Regions from separate parts of the Homo sapiens genome. Here all the other regions are linked to region 2. Evidence: chromatin loops called from intact Hi-C (ENCODE). Cell type or tissue: HCT116. All regions are shown on one strand.

What was found. Peaks named below come from ENCODE experiments on the same cell type or tissue, not always from the same donor. Only the 100,000 strongest peaks of a DNase experiment are listed, where the experiment ranks them.
Region 1: it touches region 2 in a loop (9-fold over the local background); 18 of 110 quality-filtered maps call a loop at or near these places.
Region 3: a loop joins it to region 2, with 19 times the contacts of the local background. A loop is called at or near these places in 72 of 110 quality-filtered maps.

Annotation. Positions count from the first base shown.
Region 1 is chr4:102,259,287-102,267,286 of GRCh38, reverse strand. It overlaps SLC39A8 (solute carrier family 39 member 8), which reads left to right. Exons shown (of 9, transcript NM_001135146.2): 9 at 4,094-5,621. The coding sequence ends at 4,243. Among named protein-coding and RNA genes, the nearest start is that of SLC39A8, 82 kb to the left of the region's middle. In HCT116, a CTCF peak has its summit at 4,049 (motif pointing right); a DNase peak (open chromatin) is centred at 4,086.
Region 2 is chr4:101,165,121-101,173,120 of GRCh38, reverse strand. The region is part of intron 2 of PPP3CA (protein phosphatase 3 catalytic subunit alpha); the gene reads left to right. Among named protein-coding and RNA genes, the nearest start is that of MIR8066, 72 kb to the left of the region's middle. In HCT116, a CTCF peak has its summit at 3,720 (motif pointing left); a DNase peak (open chromatin) is centred at 3,700; H3K27ac peaks cover 7,948 bases.
Region 3 is chr4:101,727,401-101,735,400 of GRCh38, reverse strand. All of the region lies in intron 2 of LOC107986297 (a long non-coding RNA gene), which reads right to left. Among named protein-coding and RNA genes, the nearest start is that of BANK1, 59 kb to the left of the region's middle. RefSeq lists a silencer at 4,495-4,789. In HCT116, a CTCF peak has its summit at 4,691 (motif pointing right); DNase peaks (open chromatin) are centred at 4,710 and 4,939.

The sequences.
Region 1 (8,000 bases), 1.1 Mb before region 2:
TTAAAACATAATCGTATTGTTTGAAGGTGAAATGATTTGTTTTTGCTGAAATAGAGATATTTTCCTCTATCTCTATTCCCCTTGTGGTTGGTACATCTTGTCTTATGTTATAGTATGTCCCTATAGGACTTTTTCTCCTTTTTCTCCCTCTTTTGTGTCTATGCCACATTTGGAAGAGGAATAACTTATTAGAGTAAATAGCATTTTGTTATTTCAAAGTTCTAAACAGTGACAGCTTTTTGGGTTAAACTAAAACTGGTACACTAAAATTGGTAAAATTTTGACAATAGTTATTTGACATAGTATATATTTATATCTGTTCAATGTCTGTGTCTTTGTATCTGTGTGTATGTGTGTGTTTGTGCTCAAAAGAGCGTGCATGGCCGGGTGCGGTGGCTCATGCCTGTAATCCCAGCACTTTGGGAGGCCGAGGCGGGCGGATCACAAGGTCAAGAGATCTAGACCATCCTGGCCAACATGGTGAAACCCTGTCTCTACTGAAACTACAAAAATTAGCCGGGCGTGGTGGCGGGCGCCTGTAATCCCAGCTACTCGGGAGTCTGAGGCAGGAGAATTGCTTGAACCCGGGAGGCAGAGGTTGCTGTGAGCCGAGATTGTGCCACTGTACTCCAGCCTGACGACAGAACGAGACTCCATCTAAAAAAAAAAGAGTGTGCATGTGTGTGTGTAAGAGAGAGAATATCCTGTGCATTTTAAAATAAATCATGGAAATCTTTCTATAAAATGATAATATGGTAGTGTATGAAAATCAAGGACTATTTCTTTTGCATTTGGAACTGGATGTATTACATACATAATTTAATAATTTGAGTTTTTTATTTGCATTCTTACCTCCAAATTATATTTGTCTAGCTCTGTTCGTTGTTCTCTGCAGACCCTCAGAAGAGCAAGGATTTCATCTCTTAGAACCAATGCTACATTTATAACTTTTGTCACAAAATTAATGTCTCATGCTATCTTATAGTCATTTTACTTTCTGATATAAGAATGGAATCTTACTAGAGTTGTTCAGTTTAAAGAAATAATACTAAGAAATAATACTCATCCTGGAGTGAGCAAAATAGGCACAGTTCAAGGGGCTTTTCCATTCATGGGGCTTTTCCTCTAGAAAGAGGGGATCCTTAAATTAAACAACAAAAAATCACACAGATGACTAAATAATTACAAATAATAAAAAATGCTATGAAATAAGAGAGAAAGTAGAATATATGATGAGAGATGATAATAAAGGAATCTAGAATAAACTAGGATTAGCTAGCAAAAGTGTTTTAGCAAGATATAAGGTAAAACGTGAAGGATTTAGTCCACTGAAAAATTAGAGAAATACAAGTTCTGGTACAGGTGATGGTAGATGTGAAGATTTTGCTGGGTAAACTTGAGGTCATGAAAGAATGGGTTGGGTGAAGCATAGAGAGCAGGTAATGGAAAAGGAGAAAGAGAACATAAAATGAGGTAAATTCCATCCCACTGATTGATTCAGTTGGAGAAAAATACTACTTCAGTACTTTTACTCTTGTTGATGCCTGAAAGAACTAGATATTCCTATTAAGCTATCAGTACTAAAACCTTTAAACATCCAAAGTAAATGATCATACCACCCCTCCCAGCATTCTATTACAGGAGCACCTTGTTTTATTGCACATTGCTTTGATGCACTTTGTAAATGCTAGGTTTTTTGCACATTGAAAGTTTTTGGCAACCCTGCCTCAAGCAAATCTGTCAGTGCCATTTTTTGAATAGCATGGGCTTATTTCCTGTCTCTGTCACATTTTGTTAATTTTTAAACGATTTCAAACCTTTTCATTATTATTATAATATCTGTTATAGTGATTTGTGATCAGTGATCTATGATGTTACTATTATGTTTTGGGACGCCATGAACCACATTCGTATAAAATGGTGAACTTAATTGACAAATGTTGTGTGTGTTTTCTCCCTGCACCCCTGATCAGCCATCCTTCCATCTCCCTCTCCTTGGGCCTCCCTATTCCTTGACACCCAACAATGTTGAAATTACACCAATTAATAATCCTACAGTGGCCTCTAAGTGTTCAAGTGAAAGGAAGAGCTGCACATCTATCATATTAAATCAAAGGCCTGAAATGATTAGGCTTAGTGAGGAGGGCATGTTGAAACCCAAGGCAGGCCAAAAGCTAGACTTTGTTTGCCAGATAGCCCAGTTGTGACTGCAAAGAAAGGATTGATGAAGGAAATTAAAAGGGCTACTCCAATGAACACACAAATAATAAGAAAGCAAAACAGCCTTATTGCTGACATGAATAAAATTTACGTGGTATGGATAGAAAGATCAAACCAGCTACAACATTCCGTTAAGCAACAGCCTATTTCAGAGCAAGGAATAACTCTCTTCAATTCTATGATGGCTTACAGAAGTAAAGAAGCTGCAGAAGAAAAACTGGACATTAGCAGAGGTGTATTCATTAGGTTTAAGGAAAGAAGCCATCTGTATGACATAAAAGTGTCAGGTGAAGCAGCAAGTGCTGATGGGAAGCTGCAGAAAGTTATCCAGAAGATCTAACTAAGATCACTGATGAAGGTGACTACACTAAACTAATAGATTTTAAGTGTAGCTGAAACAGCCTTCTGTTAGAAGAACATGCCATCCAGGACTTTCCATACTAGAGAGAAGTCAATGCCTGGTTTCAAATCTTCAAAGGATAGGCTGACTGTCTTACTAGGGACTAATGCAGCTGGTAACTTTAAGTTGAGGTCAGTGATCATTTACCATTCCCCAAATCCTAGGGCCCTTAGGAATTATGTTGAATCCACTCTGTGCTCTAGAAATAGAACAACACAGCCTGGATGATAACACATCTGTTTACAGCATGGTTTAGTGAGTATTTTAAACCCACTGTTAGGACCCACTGCTCAGAAAAATAAAAGAAATTCCTTTCAAACATTACTGCTCATTGACAGTGCATCAAATCACCTAAGAGCTCTTATGGAGATGTACAAGGAGATGAAAGTTTTTGTGCTTGCTAACACAACATACATTCCGCAGTCCATGGATCAGTCCATGGAGTAGTTTTGACTTACAAATCATATCATTTAAGAATAATTTGTAAGTCTCTAGTTGCTGTAGATAGTGATTCCTCTGATGCATCTGGGCAAAGTAAGTTGAAAACTTTCTAGAAAGGACTTATCCTTCTAGATGATATGAAGAACATTTGTGATTTATGGAAGGAGTCAAAATATCCACATTAATTGAAATTGGAAAGAAGCTGATTTCAACCCTCATGGATGACTTTGAGGTGTTCAAGACTTCAGGGAAGGAAGTAACTGCAGAGGTAGTGGAAATGGCAAGATAACTAGAATGAGAAGTGGAGACTGAAGATGGGACTGAATTGCTGCAATCTCGTGATTAAACTAGAATGAATGAGGGGTTGCTTCTTACGGAGGAACAAACAGTGATTTCTTGAGACAGAATCTATTCCTGGTGAACATTGCTGAAATGACAACAAAGGATTTAGAATATTCTATAAACATAGTTCATAAAGCAGGGACAGAGTTTGAGAGGATTGCCTCCACTTTGGAAATAATTTCTACTGTGGGTAAAATGCTGTCAAACAGCATTGCACACTACAGAGAAATCTTTCATGAAAGAAATAAATTGATGTTGCAAATGTCATTGTTGTCTTATTTTAAGAAATTTCCACAGCCACTCCCATCTTTAGCAACCACTACTCTAATCAGTCAGCAGCCATCAAGATGGAATCAAGACTCCACCAGCAAAAAGATTACAACTCACCCAAAGCTCGAATGATTGGTAGCATTTTTTAGCAATAAAGTATTTTTTTAAATTATGGTATATACATTGCCTTTTTAGATATTATGCTATTGCACACTTAATAGTCTACAGTATAATGCAAATATATCTATTATATGCACTGGGAAACCTGGGAATTCATGTAACTTGCTTTATTGAGATGTTTGCTTTATCACACTGGTCTGGAACCAAACCCACACTGTCTCCAAGGTATGCCTCTAAGTGACTGTTTTGTGGTTTGCCACAAGATGGCAACAGTTATCTAACAATATATCTGTCTTCTAGTTTCCAGAGATGAATGATATGCTGAGAGAAAAGGTAACTGGAAGAAAAACCGATTTCACCTTCTTCATGATTCAGAATGCTGGAATGTTAACTGGATTCACAGCCATTCTACTCATTACCTTGTATGCAGGAGAAATCGAATTGGAGTAATAGAAAATGGAAGATGGTGTTGTTAATAAAGGCATTTAATAGATAAAAACATCTCCAAAAAGGATTTTGAAGCTGATCCTATTTAGTTAAAAAGATAATTTTGCTTTCAACTGTAGGTCCAGAAAACTAATTATTGGCATCAGTCTGTGAAATAGTCCATTATTTGTTGTTAAAAATGCTTCAAAAGGTTTTCAGTGTCAGTCTGAGATGCCTGGTATATAGGAGCCTTTGGGAAATACCTATTTTTCAGTATTCCATGCATATTAGATATCACCATGAAGCAAGAGACATGCATTCTATAATCATGTAGACACTCAGACTCAGGGGAAAATACAAGTTATATCCTGAAAGCCTTTAAAACTCTATGGTAGGATCAAAGATTCAAATGGTTTCAGAGAGGTTTTATTTCAATTAATTTGTTCTAGTGCTTTCAAGAGCAAGTACATCAAAATGTAGAAGGTAAAATGTATGCAACACTAATATAAATTATTCCAAGTCTTTAAGGAGCCAAAGAAAAAAAAGATTTCTCACAGCTTTTTGTTCTGTTTTGTATTTCAATTAGGAACTTGCAGTATTATTTTGAAAACCATTCTAAAATAATAGGAGTTAGGAAATAAATAAAGTTTTGCTAGCCCTGCTAAGTTCAGGCTTAGAGGCTTATCGCTAAGTATAAACTTCACCAGATTCCACGAAAAGCTGGATAGCTTTTTTTCTGACTTATGTTGTGGTTGCACCCCTCACAAATGGCAGAACAGTATGTAAAGCTGGTAACACCTCGGTTTCAGTGCACCATGTGTTTGCTTTGTGAAGGTGAAGAATATGTTGGTTTAGAGAAAGAAATTGGATGTAATTTTATGCAATTTACTTTTAAAGACAAACATAACTATTTAGCAGAGAATATTTTAATAAATGCAAAACAACAGCTGGACTGCTGTACATCAAGGACAGATTAACTGGAAAACATATGTTCCTTATGTGTGATCGAGAGCCATTCAGAAAAGACTTCCTTTGTGTTCAGCCTATACTTTTCCATATGGTATACCTTGAAAAAAATTAGCACACCATGGTTATTTTTCTACCTTTTATAAAAGACAGAGCCTGTTTACTCATTTAGAAGATAGAGAAAATTGGTCTAAAATTGAACATCCTAGATTCACACTCCCAAGTCACTTAAGGTGATTTGATGGTGAGGAAAATGATTGACAAAGCCCAACAATGATCTCAGGAATTACATTTTCCAACAGACCAAAAAATGTTTTCATGTAGCAGCAATGCAGATTTGGTGAATATTTAATATATATTTTAGTATGTATTTCACTTTATGACTGACAATTAAAAAATATTGTTTGGCCAAATAGTAAACACCCTTTTGAAACCATGTATTGTGTCATTTGTTATTTAATATTTGTCCTGTTGAGTGACTACCATGTATCTGGTATTATGGGGGAGAGATATAAATAGGAAATCAGTGATGTGCTCAAACTGTAAATCTAACCCCGCCATGGCTTATTTCTATACCAGTTGCTTAGCATGGCCAACCCAAGAGTCGACGATTTTAATAGTCTCTGAATAGTATTATGATGATCTCTCGTTACTTAGTAGGGCCCTACCTAGTAGACTGTTTCGCTTTACCACATCTAAAAGGGTTTCTTTAATGAGGTGCTTAAATTTTTAAAAAGTGAACTAGTTGAGAAGAGCCAAAACAGCACCACGAGTTTACCAGACAATTAACATAGGCATATCAACAGCTGATTACTGATGGCCTGTGCCAGGGGAAAACTTCCAGTCTGTCCTCCATGCTCTGGTTGGCATCATCTTCCTTTAGGTCTCACTTTGGAGACCAGACTTCTGTGCTCATTTAAGGTCCATTACGGTACAAGAGGTTAACCCTATAATAAATAAAGATTCTCCAACACTGATGTTACTACAGCTTCTTTCTCACTGATACTTTGCCTTCCATACAACTGTGGGTGGCAATGTCTGTGTTGGATTGCTTTTCCTTAGCTTCCTTTCTGTGCCAGGTATGCACAAGGCATTCTCTCATGGCCATTTCTCTTCCACATTGGGAATTTCCAGCTTCTGGATGGTCCCAGAATCAGTGAGTTTACTAGTAAGATTTCAGGCAAGCTAAGGCAGCTGGATAAACTGAAGACTCTAAATACCTGTTTCATTAATTCTAAGACATGCATTTCCCCAAATGGTATGCTGTAATCACTGACAGCTGGGTAGCATTGTGGAGGTAGTTATACTTGCCTGAAAATGAAAATCATCTGTTGCAATCTGGTAAGGCTAAGAAAATGCCAGTAGCACTGTGTTTAGGATTTGATGGTGTATAGTAACAGGATTATCTATGTTAGGTTTACTTTCCTTCTTATAAAACAAGTGTGGAAGGAGCAGTGCAGGGTTGGCATGGCAGTCCCATGGTGGCTGGGAACCCAGACTCCTTTAATCCATTAGCTCTGCCATCTTTAACTTGTGACTCCCACCTTCAAGATTGCTTCATGCTCTAAGATGGTTGCTACAGATTCAGCCTTAAGGTCTAAATTCTACATAGAAGGAGGAATGGGTAGAAAGGCAAAAAGTTCAAACTCAGCTCTTCCTCCCTCTTTAAAGAGCCTTTTCAGAAGTAATAGCCAATAATCTCCACTTGTATTCAATGACCAGAATTAGTCACATGGCCATACCAATCTTCAGGAGAAGCTGAGAAACATTGCTTTTAGCTGGATACATTACCAGCAATAAAATCAGAATTCTCTTACTGAAAAGAAGCCCAGACTGGATATCGGCTGTCTCAGGTACAGACAGGCTTGTATCAGTTTAATTCGTAAGCTTATTACTCCAGATGGTTCTTATGCAGCCAGTTTAGGGAACTGCTTTTTGTAGGGATTCTCATGACTTGTTTCAGATCAATCCCTTGTCACTTTAACTATTTTAATTATACTGGCCCATCTGAGCAGTCTTTCCTAATAACCAGTATTTTTCTTTACACACTTGAACTACTTGTCATTATAGTTTCTCTGCCTTAGCCTCCTGTGAGTACTATTTATTTACCTTGAAGAAATCCTATGTTTTTCACAGGATGATCTATATTCTAAGGAAACGGAAACAAAACTCTTTTCTATGGACTTTGATCTTTCTGTTTAAAGCTCTTCTGATTACTGGAGCCACATCCAGAATTATGAAACTAAGTACTATTAACACATACTGGCAAAAGTAAATTTAAAAAACCACTTATTTCTCCCCCTGCCCCATATGGGTTATTACAGCCAGTCAGTGCAAGAAAAGTTGGATCTGACATCCAAATGTGGTAAAGCAGAAACAGTCTGCTAGGTAGGGCCCTACTAAGTAACCAGAGATCATCATAATACTATTCAGGGACTATTAAAATCGTTGACTTTCGGGTTGGCCATGCTAAGCAACTGGTATAGAAATAAGCCATGGCGGGGCTAGATTTACAGTTTGAGCACATCACTGATTTCCTATTTATATCTCTCCCCCATAATACCAGTTTGTTATCTGATTCTTGTAGATAATCAAATGGGCTACTGATGACATCAAATCTCAACTTCATTTACTTTGGATATATACGGTAAGAATAACAAGGAACAATTTTAATGGGTGGGCTTGCATGTTTTAAAGTTTATACAATGGCTTAATTCCTTCTGCAGTGACTGTGCATGTTATTCCCACAACAGTATAGACCAACTGGTAGTAAAACCCCAGTGAGGCAACACGTGGATAATTTATTGCCAAGCTT
Region 2 (8,000 bases):
GTGTTATTATTACACTGGCCCAATGGCTCTACTTTTACACTAAGAGGAAGAAGTTGTAGAGAGGAGTCTGAGGAGGGAAGTTGGCTTGTGGAGCTCCGTGTACATGTGGGTTATCATAAATCTGGGAATGCTGGATTTAAATGTCCAGTTAATTGTTCTTCAGTGCAAACAAATCTAATGTGTGCCTTGTAGTTAATTGATTTTATTAGTCTGAATTGTGAAAATAAAGTAGCATTGCAAGTTTTGAAGCCTTTTTTTACAGGATCATTAAAAAATATATTTAAGTGAGGACGTGGGTTTTAGAAAGAATGAGAACTTAGAGAGTTATGTTTAATATGTCTTGTGGGAATAAGAAAGCAAATGAATTCCCATTGTAAGTTAGAATTTGTCCTGATTTAAAAACTAGATTCAGCTTCCCTCTGCATTAGAAAACTAGGTGATTTCATGGAAATAGGGCTAAACCTCCTAAGACTCATTAGAGAAGGGACCACATGTGCTTAGAAAGGAGTCTGAAATGAGGAAGGGGGACAAAGACTCGTTTTAAGATTTTAAAAGAAAGGAAAGTGAGGAAAACATTTTGGGGACATTTAGTCACAAGGGAACTGTGACTAACTCTGTTAGTCACAGTGCTGAATACTTTTTTACATGTTTTCATAATTAAGGTCCTAAATAACCTCACAATTTGGTAATTAATGTAGCACCAACTATATTCTAGGTATTCTTGTAAGTTTTTGGAATATATCAGTGAATTAGAAGCAAGATGGGTACATAATTCTCTCTGTAGATGAAATAGCTGAAGCCAGTAATGTTAAGAGCTTGTCTAAGGCCGCAGATAGAAGTGTCAGAAATGGGATTTGGACCAATCTCTCTGGTTCTATGCTCAGGTTGTGGGAATATAGCATGAATTTCTAGACATACTCATGTTGAGGATTTTTTCCCTTACAATAGGATAATAATACCTCCACTGCCTGTCATGGGCTTATTGAGAGAGTCAAGCGGTACTCTGGATATGATGGCATTTTGTTTCTTCCTTTCTCCCACTGCTCTCCATCAGTACTTTGATAGAGCACTAATGCTCTGGATTAAGTCATTTACAAGTATGACTCGTTTAATAAGAAATACACAGCTGTAGTCTACAGACTATCATTCATTCATTGAATCAGTCAGTCTACAAATATTTATTGAATGCTGTCATGCATTAGGCATTGTGCTATATATGGCAGTGACATAGTAAATGAGAGACATGCTCATTTTCTCATAATCCTTATATCCTAGCAGAAATCGGTATTAAACAGATTACACAATTGCATATATTTGTGGTAAGTATTACAGAGGAAAACTAGAGACATATTTATGTCTCTTATACCTATGCCTGTTTTTTACCAAGTAAATTAATTAGTAAATTAATGAATGGTGAGAATAAATTCTTCTACAAAGTCATGACTGAGCATGGGCACTCTAGAGTTATGCCAGGGTTCATAATCCAGCCTTATGCCTACTGGGCTTTGGGACTTTACATGAGTTACTTAACCTTTCCATGTTCCAGTTTCCTGCAGAATGGGGATAATAATAGTTTTAGAAGGGCTGAAAGAAGGAACATTGGGAAACAGTTTAGAACAGTGCAAGATATACAGTGAGTGCACAATAAGATTTAGCTATTATTATTTTTATTACTATTGTCATGTAGCGGAACTTCACAGGCAAGTTCTCTTTTAACCATAGTATTTACCTAAGCTGTCAACCTTCTTTGAAGGGTTTTTTTTTTTTTTTGAAAGAATTGTTCATAAACGAGTATGCATCAGAACCAACTATGGAGCTTTAAAGAATATACATGTTTAGCTCCTATTGTGGGAGATTGTTATTCAGTAAGTCTGAATTGAGCTCTGCTTTTCAGAAGCTCCACAGATGACCCCGATTCACACACCAAGGTAAAAACGGATGGCTTTCAAATGACACAGAAAGGAGATTTCACACATGGCAGGGAAGGAATGTAAACTACTGACAACCACCCAAAGGACTTTTCTCTGTGTACCTTGGGTGAGTATTGATAGCTACTTGGAAAAATGTGATAGTAAGTAAAACAGTAAATATTTAAGTATTCCTGTAGATGCTAGTTAATTCCTTTTTAAATGGGATTGAATTTTAGTACTTTAAAAAATACCAAAATGATTATTTGCCCAAATAAGTTTGACTAGACTAGAATGCGAGCTCCTTGAAGGCAGGGATTTGTGTCAGTTTCACAGATATATTGGTAAATGTATCAGTAAATAAGAGTGCTCAATAAATAAGAGTTTAAATAAATTGAATGAATTTTGAAAGCTTAAGATATTTGGGGAACAGATAAGAATGATTAATTATAGGCTGGGCAAGAATTTTTGAGTGAAGGTAGATGAAACGTGATTATTCTGTTACTTTTCTTAGTAAAATCCAAGTATAGGTATATCTAAGAAAAGTGCAGACATGTAGAGAAGAGATGCTAGGTGTGAGGTTGACCCAAGCATGGTGAACATTTTTTGGCAAATATGAAGGCAGTCTCCTGTTGTTATTTTTTTTTTTCACCTCTCACCCTACTTCCATGATATTCTTTCCCAGCCCTTAACTCCTTTCCAGTTAGTTAAATTCCATTTATTTATTTGTAGTAACATGCAAAATGTTTATTGCTTTTGCTTTTTAAATTCTGACTGATGCTCTCTGTTATGTAGTTAACTGTGGCTTTAGAATTACCAGGAAAAATTATAGCCTTGAGGGTCCAGGAGATTAAAGCCTAACATCTCAGGTACTTTGCAGTATATTCTGCCATTGGATCTCTATGGGAGATTTTCAACAAGAGTCAGGAGGAGTTTTTTTTTTCTTTTCTATGTAGTTTTATATAATTGTGGGAAAAAATGTCTTGATGCTCTAAATTACAGACTTTTGTGTTACTTGTTCTAAGGCCACTTTTCTTTTGTTATTTCAATTGGTAAGCCAAGAATCTTAAATTATTATCTGGGAGTAATTTAAGTCACTTTTGTATCTTGTGTTACAGCTGTTAATTGGACCACGTTTAAGATCAGCAAATGCTAGCAAATAAATACTGTATTTTATATGGAAAACTATAGAAATAGGGGAAATTTCCATAATTGTTAGCAGAGCCAAAAAACTTGGGCCTTGCCTGATAATTAGCTGCCTAAATTCAAAATATACTGCATGACACTTACTGTAAAATGAACAGTCTTTTCAGAATCAAAACTGACTCCCCAAATTTAAGAGGATAAAAATCACCAACATGTCTTAAAAGCATGGTTTGTAAATTATTTCTGAGTCAGCATTTTTTGAAGCCTCTTCTTACAGATTTCTCTAAGGTTGCAAAGTCATCACATAAGAGTCAGCAGTAAAAAAAAAAAGGCATTTACTTCTTCTGGTATATAACATTTGCATGCTCTACTTGCCTTTTAGCAGCTTATAATCAGATGCTGAAAACATATTCACCTATAGAACTGGGTAAAAATCAAACCCATAGGTAGGCATTTAATAACTGTCTCTTTCTTTAGGCCTGTTTCAGTTTATGTTGATCTCAAAGGATATTTAGCATATATGTGCCATTACCGTGATTGCTTTTCAGCTTTAGGATAAAAGTCAGAGTCTGACTGATGCTCCCCAGGGTTGCCACAGGTGGTTGGGCATGTCTGCACTACACGTCTCATGACATGGTAGCCTGGTAAATAGCGCCCTCTGGAGTACTGTAGGACATAGCCAGAGTGGTCATTTGTAGTAGCCTTGGGCATGCACACCATTCATTCTTGTCTTTGCTGCTGACTGAGCATCTTCTCTACGCACTGTGCTAAATCCATGTAGAAGGTAAAAGTGATGAATTTCACTTACGAGCTTTATTAGAATTTAGGTAATATATTCACTTTCCTAAATTGCCTATACATGATTACCATACTAGGCACTCAGTTTGATCTTCAGTGAACAGGCAAGGCTGGTTGTTGACCTTTGTATGTAGGTATAATTGCTTAACTGCTTATCTGTAGTTCCTGTTTGCAATTAATTGCCCTTGTGCAAAAGTGAGCGTCTCAATTTCCTGTTTGCATTTGTGACTGAAGTCTATGAAGTAGCTTTATTATTGTTTCATTCAGTACATATTATTGATCATCCAGCAAATAGGTATAAAGGGGAAGATAGAATTATAAAGAATTATAATTCTTATATCATTGCTTTAGAAGGCTAAGATGGTGGATTTAGCACATGTATCATCATATGTGTAAGCAGATACAAAAGACTGGTGTAAATTTCTGATATAATAAGAGGTCTTACTTGCTAGACATGTGGATAGTATGGCATAGCTCCTAAAAACTAATTTTTAAGGAGACGTATATATGGTCTTAATAGATATTATTCAGTTCAGTACCTGAACCTTTTTGCCATCAGCCAATTTTTAGTCTTTCTTTCATTGGACCTCCTGAGAAGTTGACACTCCCTCTTTCTTTCAATACTTTCTTCCCTTGGTTATCAGGATACCATGCTCACCTGCTTTTTCCTTAGTTTGTGGTCCTTTTTACTTAGTCTCCTTGGAGGTTCTTCTCCCTCTTAGAGTGTCCCACAATTTAGTCCTTAGACTTCCCTCCTCTATCTACATTCACTGCCTTTGGATATTTTCCCTATTGTCTTGTTCTAAAAATTGTCTTTTGTGAGATGATTCCTAAATATTCTCATCTTTAGCCCGGTCCTTTCCTCTGTCCAGTCTCATATTTCTAGTTATCTACTTTTCTCCATTTGCCTGTGTGAGACACACCTCAAATTTAAACATTTCCAAAGCCACACTTCTGACCTTCCTTCATAAATCTGTTCTTCCTACTTTGCCTTCCATCTTATTACACACAACTATATTCTTGACATCTCCTTTCTATTTTTTCTCCATCCTGTACACAGTCTGTCTGAAAGTTCTTTTAGCTCTGTCTTTAAACTATGCCTGGAATTTGATCACTTCTCCATTCCCTGTCTGCACTAGCCCTTCCACTACCTTGGCTGGATTATTGCAGTGGCCTCTATCTAAAGTGTTCTCTGGCTTCCCTCTGCCCCCATTCTCAACCCAGTGGTCAGTGTGATGCTGGTAAAACAGAAGTACCACCATACAGCCCTTCTGCTCACATCCCTCTAGGAGCTTCCTTTCCCACTAGAGAGGTCAAGAGGATAAGTGCTTTACCTCAACTCCAAGGCCTTTCTGATCCTTTGCCTGTTCTGCCTTTATGTCTTTCTGATTTCAACTCCTACTCCTGCTACCCTTGTTCATTCACCTCAGCCCCTCTGGCTTCCCTTCTCTTTCTCACACATGTTCTGTAGTTTGTGTCCTTTCCAGCCAGCCAGCCTGTCACCCACATAATTATACCAGCCCTGACCTTCTGTGTCTGTGTTTAGAAGTCACCTCCTAAGGGAGACCGTCTCTGACCACCCTGTGTGATAGCTGTGTCCCCCAACCCTCACCACTTCCCAGGTGCTTGTTATCACCCCTAGATTATAATCTCCATTGCACTTATCATTCATTGATACACTTTGTAGCTCAGTTTTTTTTATTTATTAGTTATCTTTCTGCCTCTTTAGAGTGTACACTGAAGGAGGGGAGAGATGTTTAACTCTTTTTTTCATTGCCCTATTCCCAGTGTCTAAAACAATACATCACATATATTAAGCTCTTGGTAAATACTTGTACACATATTCGGTAACGATTTAAATGTTGACTAAGCTCCTCTTTGATGCTTTTTTACTAAAGCTGTCTAGGTGAAGAAAACTGTCTGGTAACCATGTGGCTGGGATTTACTCAAAAAACAAACACAAAAGTCACCATGCATCTCAGTATGCATCCAGAAGCAATTTGTTCTTAAGGTGCCTTAACCAAGAGCCTCTATAGTGATGTCAGGAATCATCATCCCTATTGCTGTCTAAAGATTATCTCCCCTAATAATGGGCATTTACAGAGCCTAGAGAGTTATTTCTCTTACAGAAATGTAATTTTGTATTTGTCTCACCACTTCCTTCTATTAATGATGCCAACATGTTTAGTTAAGAGAATGGAATTTGGAGTTTAACTTGAGGCAAATCATTTCTCACCTGTCTTTCTTCTGAATTCAGATCAAAATGCTAAATTGCACGTATAATTAAAGGAGGGACAAGAAAGACTAAGAAAATGGCTGTGTGCTGTTGTTTCAGTTTTGAATATTGTCTCATTGCTTTCTAATAATTTAGCTCTTGTTAATATCAACAAAGTAAATAAATCATAATGTTTTGGCTTGAACCCAAAGTAGCTTTCAAATGTATTAATATACCCTAAGGAAATATACAATGTAAGTGGTAACCAACAAATGGGTCTTCATATTGTTGTTGCTTTGGAATCCTTAGAGGTAAAAAGTATTTTATCCGTCTTTTAAATGATGAACTAAATACTTTTCAAATATTGGCTTCATAGAGTGTAATAACCATATGAAAATCCAAATTAACATAATATGTTCTCTCCAGAAATAAACTGTACAATGTGGACTTAACGTGGCAGGGTGGGCCACTTGCAAACATGACCTAAGCAATGAGAAATTGAATTCAGGAAATTTAGTTTTCTTTTCTTTTTCTCTTTTCTCTCTGCCTTTTTGGGACAACTTTCCATTGAGGGAGATAAAATATTCAGGAAAAAATACTCTAAGGAGTCAAAAGAAATTTGTTTAAATGAGTAAACATTAAATCTTTGTGTTGAGACTGAATTTTGCATGATAAAAATCTGCTTTTTGGGTTGGAGGAACGGTGCGTTGCACTGCTCTCATGGGACAATTGTGTAATATTTTGGCACGAAAATGGGTTATCAGACACCAAAGAATTGTGTACCTCAGAAAAGCCAAAGTAACAATTGGTTTGAGGTGAAAGGAAAATCTAAGTGATGAAATTCAGAGTCTGGAAGAGAATATGTTGGTGTTTGATTGGGTGTAGTGGGAAGAATTTCTTTGCCTAGGAGTACTTCATTATCTAAATGGTTGTTGTATATGTTTCATCCTAAAATACTTTTAAGTTGGAATGTGCATGCAAATTCAAGTTTATCTTCTTGAAATCTGCTAAATGAATATATGTTCCATATTTTATCTGGTTGTATGTATTCTAATTGATCCCTTATGACTTAAATTTTTACTTAACTGATTTAGCAAGTCTACCATCTTCTACCTTTGATCATTCCATTGCTGTATCATCCATCTACTTTCCTTTTAACTAACCAGGTAAGACTAATCTTATTTAACATGCAAACCACTTCTGTTGTTATATAGAAAATTTTATGTAGTATCTATGGCCTGGATGTCACTACCAACAAAGCCAATGGCAGTTTGAGTATATCTCAGTAATGTTATCTGATAAATTCCTTTTATTTTCATGTAAATTACCTATTGTTTCATAAAAGGCTGCTTTGTGCTTGTATATGGCCAATTCTCTTGAAAGGTTAGTACATTTTATTGATGTACACATGTAAGTATTATAATATTTGAACAACTACTTAGACATCAAAGCAGTTTCAGATGTTCAAGGGTTTTTCTTTTATTCTTGGGTAAAGCAACAAGGGAAAAGGGTTTAATATAAAAATTGTATAAGTTGAGAATGAGGTCTGATTGGTTAAAAGGTTAGGGGACTGTATGAAGCACATTAAAGGTTAATGTTCAGTTTAAGTTTGTGTCTGTCTGAATCTGTCTTAAAGATTGTACAGGTAAAAAAATAGACATAGCAAATGTTTTACTGTTTGTACAAAGAATAATTAGTCTATATTTAAAAATGGCATTATTTCATTTTTCAATGTTTGGGAAAAAGACTGCCTTTATGGAAGGAGAAATGTGGAATGTCTGTCTTCGTTTGATTATTCTTATTTTTAAACCATGTGCAGTATCCCTTACATCAAAAAGAGATACAAAGAAATGTTTTCTATTATAAGAGTCATCCAACATGAAATAAACTGCTTTTGCTGAGTTTGTTGCTGTTGTTGTTATTGCTGCAGCAGC
Region 3 (8,000 bases), 560 kb before region 2:
CGAGACTCCGTCTAAAAGAAAAGAAAACAAACAAACAAACAAAAAATCTACAAGTACAATTTCTGGATTAATGGTAAGACTATATTATACTTTGTAAGAACTGCAGGAAATAGAATTATAGGTTAACAATATCTTTCAGTGCTTTAATGATAGATATTATGCCTTCTGGCTTGCATGTTTTATGATGTGAAGTCTATGATTGTTATTTTGTTTGTAATGTAGTTTTTTTTTCTCTGAATGCTTTTAATATTTTCTTTTTATGACTAAGAGGTTGTCATAAATTTGATTACATTATATTCGGGTATGCTATTTATTCTGTTTGTTCTTGTTGATATTTATTCTACTTCTTGGATCTGAGGGCTTACAGTTTTAATAAAAATTGGAAGTTTTTCAGCTGTTCATTGTTTCTACAAATGAAACAATGTAGAAACAATTGTAGAAACAATGTAGAAACAATGTAGAAAGAAACTCCCTTTCTCCCACTCTTTATTTCATACATGGAACTTAAATTTCATACATGGTAGACCACTTGAGACTCCATTCTCAATTTTTGTTATATTTCTCTTTGTGCTTGATTTTTGATAGTTTGTACAAGTTTTCAAAAGTCCCATTGTTCCACTTCCTCTGGGTAGTACCCAGGACAAGACAACCACTATGAATTGAGATCTGGAGCTTTTCCATATCTACCTACCTTATCTACCTCTTTTAGCTCAAAAAACAAACAAACAAACAAACAAACAAAAATATCTAACTCAAGTTAAATGTAGGAAAGACAAATAGAAGGAGGGAAAGCTAATTCTTACATTACAGAGAAAACTGGACAAGATTTTTATTTTAGTAACAGAGAAAAAACATTTACATGTGACACATGGTCCCTGTGCTGCCCTGATTGACTACATTATGATTTATTACTTGTTTATAACTTTTGTACTGTGTTTGTTGGTGATAGAGGAAGAAAAACCCTTTCATTCTACCTTATTTCTGATACTTTGTCTTTACCGGAAAAGAAGAAAGCTGGTCATTTGCTTCAATAATTGAGATTTTTTTAAATTTTATATCATTAAAGGAATGCATTTTACAGACTTCAAATAAAAGGGTAATAAGAAATTTTTAAGCTTTTTTTTGAAGGACAGTTTCATAATCTTTTCTTCCTTCATCAACATCGGCGTAATCATCACAAATTTGAGGTATTAAGGTTATTGTCAATGAAGTTTGTTTAAACCAAAAAATGAAATTTCCTAAAGAATAATATTTCAAAGTATGAAGACAGCATATCATGCTTTTATATTGGTAAACACAATTTTTAAAATATTTCATAAGTACTAGATCCCACTGTAACTCTTTTAACCATATCATAGCAGAGAAAGAAATCCAGAACAACTTTCCTTTAGTAAAGAAGCAAATAATTTGAAAATTAAGACTTGTGAAGCTTAAGAAAAAATGAATATAGAAAATTTGATAAGACCAGCTCAGTTTAAGATAATGAGTTACATGCTTTTTAAAAAAAGCATTATCTTTATTTCCTCTACCACAAAATTAGTAAGCTATTTAGTGATTTCAGGAACACTCGATGTACTCTCTACATCTTTTATCTAAAGCTGATAAAATTCCCGTTTTCAATATTGCAACATGAATCACAAGTAATTGAACATAACATAAATCAGGTTAGTCCAAAGTTTCCTGGAAAAATGACAGAAATTAGAAAAGAATTGGTCATTATTCAGTACCAAAGTGGGAAGGAGGGTAGTTCCTCGTGAGTGAGAAGAATTACATCTTGGGGAATGTGAACATTGGCTCCCAAGGGCTATCCTTGTCACACTCCCACAGCAGGGAAGTGCATAAAATTTCAACACACACACAAGCTTCAGTGAATTGCCAATTATTACTTATTCTGAATAGCATGCCCTGATCAATAATATGTGTCTAACACCCACTTGGAAAATAAAATTATGGTCTAAGAACAGGCAGTGTAATACCATATAATCTTTATTAAAAGTCATCTCTTCAGCATTTACATATAATTTCTCTTAAATAAACAGCATATCAGTATTTTATATTATTACTTGGTGTTTTCTATGTTCTGGGAAACTTAAAAGTTTGTGTCATATGTATATTTATGTTTTTAAGAATTTAAACTCTTGGCCAGGCGCGGTGGCTCACACTTGTAATCCCAGCACTTTGGGAGGCCAAGGTGGGCAGATCACCTGAGGTCGGGAGTTCAAGACCAGCCTGACCAATATGGAGAAACCCTGTCTCTACTAAAAATACAAAATTAGCTGGGCTTGGTGGTGCATGCCTGTAATCCCAGCTACTCGGGAGGCTGAGGCAGGAGAATTGCTTGAACCTGAGAGGTGAAGGTTGCGGTGAGCCAAGTCGTGCCATTGCACTCCAGCCTGGGCAACAAGAGCGAAACTCCATTTCAAAAATAATAATAATAAATAAATAAATAATAAATAAATAATTTAAACTCTCAGTACATAATATCTTCCTCTAAATTATTCTGTTTAAGACAGGGGTACACAGTGTCATGGTAAAAGTATGCTGCTGATTGTCCAAAGCTCTGCTAATTATGAAGATTAAATTTGGATAATAAACTATTAATGGATTTCAAAAGGCTATGATCACGGGCATAAAATGGTAAATAATCTTTAATATTGTATAACTTATAAGATAGTTTATCTGAGGAACATTGAAAAGAGCCAATGCCTCTAGAGTACCTTGTAAGAGCTAAGCACTTTATATATATTGTCAGTTAGACACCCCCCCAGTTGTTGAGGATTTAGACATTTTAATGACATTTACAGGTAAAGAAATTTAGATTCACAGAGACTACTCCATCCAGGATTATTTAGATAGAACATGGTAATGTGGTAAAGCTGATCATAAGCCCAAGTATATCTGAATCCAAAGCCCCAATACCAGTATGGTTTCCATTCCCTCATGACTTCTCACTAAAAAAAGAAGAAACAAGTCACATTATAAGATAATGTGCTCCTAGCTAATATATTTGAGGAAGAGGATTAAGGAGTCTTTGTTTCTAATATTTACTTAGACATCAGATGCATCCTATGCCTATTTCTATTTTGTGCTATTTTGTCTGTTTTCTCACCTCCACAAGATCGAGAGTTATTTTAATTCAGAGATTGTGACTCATTTTTCTGTCACCACAGGATACAGTACATTCATTCACCCATTCACAAATATTTGTAAAGTACCTACTATGTGCCAGGAATTATATCAGGTCTTCAGGAAAAAGCAAGAAAGATTAGTTTCCTATGGAGTAGAATAAATTCTACTTGAATAAATACACTAAGAATATTTTCAAAGGAACACATATTCAAAGTGCAATCATTCTCTCATCTATTTACCTTATTTCTAGTTGCCTCTTTATAAGAAAGGTGATGACGAAGGTTAATTAAAAACAAAACATGCGTCAGAACACCTAGCATAGAGTCATGATTTTGCAGCATATATGTTAGACATGTCAATTAACCTCTTTAAACCTTACTTTCTTTTATGTAAGTCAAAGATGAAATCTGTGATATGCAAAACGCAAAGATTTTATTATTCTTAAAATATACAGAACTACAGTAAACTAATCAAACCAAATGAATTTATAGAAATAAAAAAGCTAAAGAAATTTGGGAATATTAGGAAATTAATTTTAAAAGTAAGTATAAATTGCCTATGAAAAAGAAATAATATTCAGAATTACTAATAGTAAACATTCACAGTAAAAAAGAAGTATTATTATCTTCTAACAATTGCCAAGTATTAAAATGATTAATAATTTCTAGTATTAGAAATGGAATAAGGAAATATAGCAAACATTGTTAGAACTTTTGACTCATGCCTTTTTACAGAACAATTTGGCAATGTACATCACAGCTGTAAACATGCCATTTGACCGTACAATTTTGTGATAGCGTAAAGAAACAATAAGTAGATAAGCTAATAAAGATGTATGTATACAAATGTTTGTGATTACATTTTTAGGATACTAAGCATTCCAATGATGGAATAGAATATTAATATTGAAAAAAATGTATTGTTAAGTAAAAGTACACATAGAATTAATTACATGCATTTGGCTTCACTTTATTAAAAATGTATGGTCAAACATTTGCATGCTATCTGATGATAGCATATCTATCTCTCTGACTGGTGATATGCTTTTATGTAGATTTCTGAGTTATTTAAACATGTATTATAATGAACACATATTAAAATATAGATGTTAATTCATGCCTATCTCAGAGGGTTATGGTATACATCAAATAAAATAGAATTTATGAAATGTAAGAGTAATATACAAATGTAAGGCATTTAAATTGTAAGCTAGAATACAAGCAAACAATCTTGAAACTTGAGTTCCACTAAAATATAACACATAATAAGCTTAGGTAAGAAATTTGTATGCAATAGAGAAAGCTAAACAACTTTAATCAACAAAACTATTTTGTTAGCTAAAAGAAAGGAAAAAAAAATGTACAGTATTTCTTTTTTGTCACAGTCCCCAGATCGGCGGTAGAGGTTCCCAGTCTGTGGCAGCTCTGCTTAATGATAGATGTACCATTTTCAACAAGTAGTTTTCAAATTCACCCTGGGATTTTTCTCTATCCAGGTTAACCAGAAGAGAGAAAGAGGACAAGTGCATGTAGGAAGTTATTATAGGTCAGGCCAGCAGGTGGCATGCCTAACCTCTGTTCATATCCCATGGGGTGGGAACTTAGTCACAAGGCCACATGGCCAGGGATGCTGGGAAGGGCCAATTTACTGCATGCTCAAGAAGATAAGTGAGAGATTTTAGTGGACAGCTAGCAGTCTTTGCCAGAGCTCTAACCAACAGAATCTATGCATGCTTTTCTTGCTTCATTTAGAACATATTCACTCTGTCCTGAAGAGCCACCCCATCCAGCCAAATGTTCAGATATCTTCGAAACCATCACTGTTCTGCATCAGGTACAGGAACAGGAACAGATCCTTACGGTCTGATAATGAGGGAGTATGGGAAGAATAAACACAATGAAGGTTCCCCAAGGGAAGAATGAACCTTACCCATTGGTCACATCCATCTGCTGAGTAGGTATTGTGAAGACTCCCTGCTCTGTCCCAACATGATCACTTGTCAGGAAAGTGGAAATGGAGCCTTTGTTATCTATATTTAATGGCTTTTAAGGTCATCTTGTTATTGGTATCAGTGTCTGCTAGAGGAAGAAAGAACATGGAGGAGGGCATATGGAAGGCCCAGAGGTTGTATAAATTGCTTCTGCTCACGTTATAGGGGCTAGAACTTAGTCACAAGGCCATAACTAACTACTAGGGGGACGGCTGGCAACTTCAGTCTAGCTATGGACAGAAGAAAAACAGGGAAAAAATGATTTTGATTTAAGTAGTCTTTCTTAACATCCAAAAACCATTAAGAAAAACCAAGAGAGAAAAGTTACCTCATATCCTTGTGCTTTTTATTATTATTTTTTTTTGTTTTGAGCTCACAGTTATTTGTTCTTAATCTATGGAAATCTCTAGAGTTGAAATTGGAAATGCTTTTCTGCAAGATTACTTGAATTTGCTTTTATTTATAGCCAGAGGACATGGCTCTTCTGGGACCACTTTTCTTTCTGTGAAAATCCAGGCTCAATGAGAGTCTGAGGCTGAGTTCCTTACCTTGCTTTTACTGAAGTGCTTAGCTAAGGTCAACCCTGCCTTTTCTGTCGGCTCATTGGTCTGAGATCACAGCTCTGGTTTCTACTCATAAATATTTTGGGGGTGAGCTTAGAGATTTCCCTTTCTTTTTATAACCTTAACAATGTACTAAGAAGTATATTTTACTCAGAATGTAGGGGTTTGTAGTGAGAGGGACTTATAGTTAAACTAATCTACCATATAGCTGAAAGTGTAGCTCTAAGGGAAGAATTTTGTTTTAATATCCCTAATTAAAGACTTAAAAATTGACAAATAAAAATTGTATGCATTTATGGTATATAATGTGATGTTTTTATATATGTATACCTTGCAGAATGGCTAAATAAGGCTATTTAACGTATGCATTACCTCACCTGCTTGTCATTTTTTGTGATGAAAACACTTAAAATTTTCAAGTATACAATTTTCAAGTATACAATATATTGTTTTTAACCTTGATGTAAAATAGATCTATTGAACTTATTCCTCCTATGAATTTTGTGTCTTTGACCAACATCCCCCAACTCCAAGCCTCTGGTAACCATAATTTTACTCTGTTTCTTTTTTTGTTGTTGTTTTTGAGACGGAGTCTCGCTCTGTCGCCCAGGCTGGAGTGCAGTAGCGCAATCTCGGCTCACTGCAAGCTCCGCTTCCCGGATTCAGGCCATTCTCCTGCCTCAGCCTCCCGAGTAGGTGGGACTACAGGCGCCCGCCACCATGCCCGGCTAATTTTTTATATTTTTTTTTAGTAGAGACGGGGTTTCACCGTGTTAGCCAGGATGGTCTTGAACTCCTGCCCTCGTCATCCGCCCACCTCGGCCTCCCAAAGTGCTGGAATTACAGGCGTAAGCCACCGCGCCCAGCCAATTTTACTCTGTTTCTATGCATTTGATGACGTTTTTAGATTCCAAATATAAGTGAGACTATGCAGTAATGTCTTTCTGTTTCTGGCTTATTATAGCCAAGATATGGAATCAATCTAAATGTCCATCAACAGATGAATGGATGAAAAAAACGTTGTATATATACACAACGAAATACTATTCAGCCCCTGAAAAGAGGGAAATGCTGTCAATTGTAACAATGTAGATGAACCTGGAGAACATAGATTCTTTTTGACCTACCTCTTCCTTACCTTGTCAAATAATTCTAAAATTGTTGTTTTCTCAACTAATTTTTTTTTTTTTTTTTTTGAGACAAAGTTTCGTGGTCGCCCAGGCTGGAGTGCAATCTCGGCTCACTGTAACCTCCGCCTCCTGAGTTCAAGCGTTTCTCCTGTCTCAGCCTCCCAGGTAGCTAGGATTACAGGCGCCTGCCACCATGGCCAGCTAATTATTGTATTTTTAGTAGAGACGGGGTTTCACCATGTTGGCCAGGCTGGTCTTGAACTCCTGATCTCAGGTGATCCGCCTGCCTCAGCCTCCCAAAGTGCTGGAGATGATTTTTTTAAAAGCATATTTTCAGCTCTTAAATGGAAATAAAAACTATAATCTTTACAGTTTAGGTCATTAAATATATTTTTGTAAAACTTAGCACTTGATATAGAAATGAACTCAAATTTGAAAACTGATATCGACAAAATACTCAATTCACCAGCCACCTCTGTGTTTGATAAAACTTACAGAAGTTCCTGATGATGTATGTTTTAAAGTCATTTTAAAATAAACTAGTTAATTATTTTATGGCTGAATATTATTCCATTGTATATATATACCACGTTTTCTTTATCAATTTTACCTACTGTTGGACTCTTAGATTGATTTCTTATCTTGATTATTTTAAATAGTGTTGCAATAAACATAGGAGTGCAAATATCTCTTCAATATACTGATTTCATTTCCTTAACACATTTACCCAGTAGTAGGATTGCTGTATCATATAGTTCTATTTTTAATTTTTTGAGGGACCTTTGTAGTGTTTTCCATGAGTGTAATAATTTACATCCTACCAACGGTGTGTAAAGGTTCCCTTGTCTTCACATTCTCACTGACGTTTGTTATTATTTAACATTTGTTAACTATTGCATTGCTTTTAATGGCAAAAACCGCAGTTACTTTTGCACCAACCTTCTTTTCCTCTTTTTAATAAAAGCCATTCTATGTGGAGTAAGGTGGTATCTCATTGTGGTTTTGATTTTAATTTCCATGATGATTAGAATGAAATCTTGTCATCTGGAACAACATGAATGAACCTAGAGGCATTATGTTAAGCAAAATGGGCCAGGCACAAAAAGACAAATACTACATGTTCTCACTCATATGCAAAATCCTAAAAAGGTGATCTCATAGAAATAGTAAATAGAACAGTGGTTACCA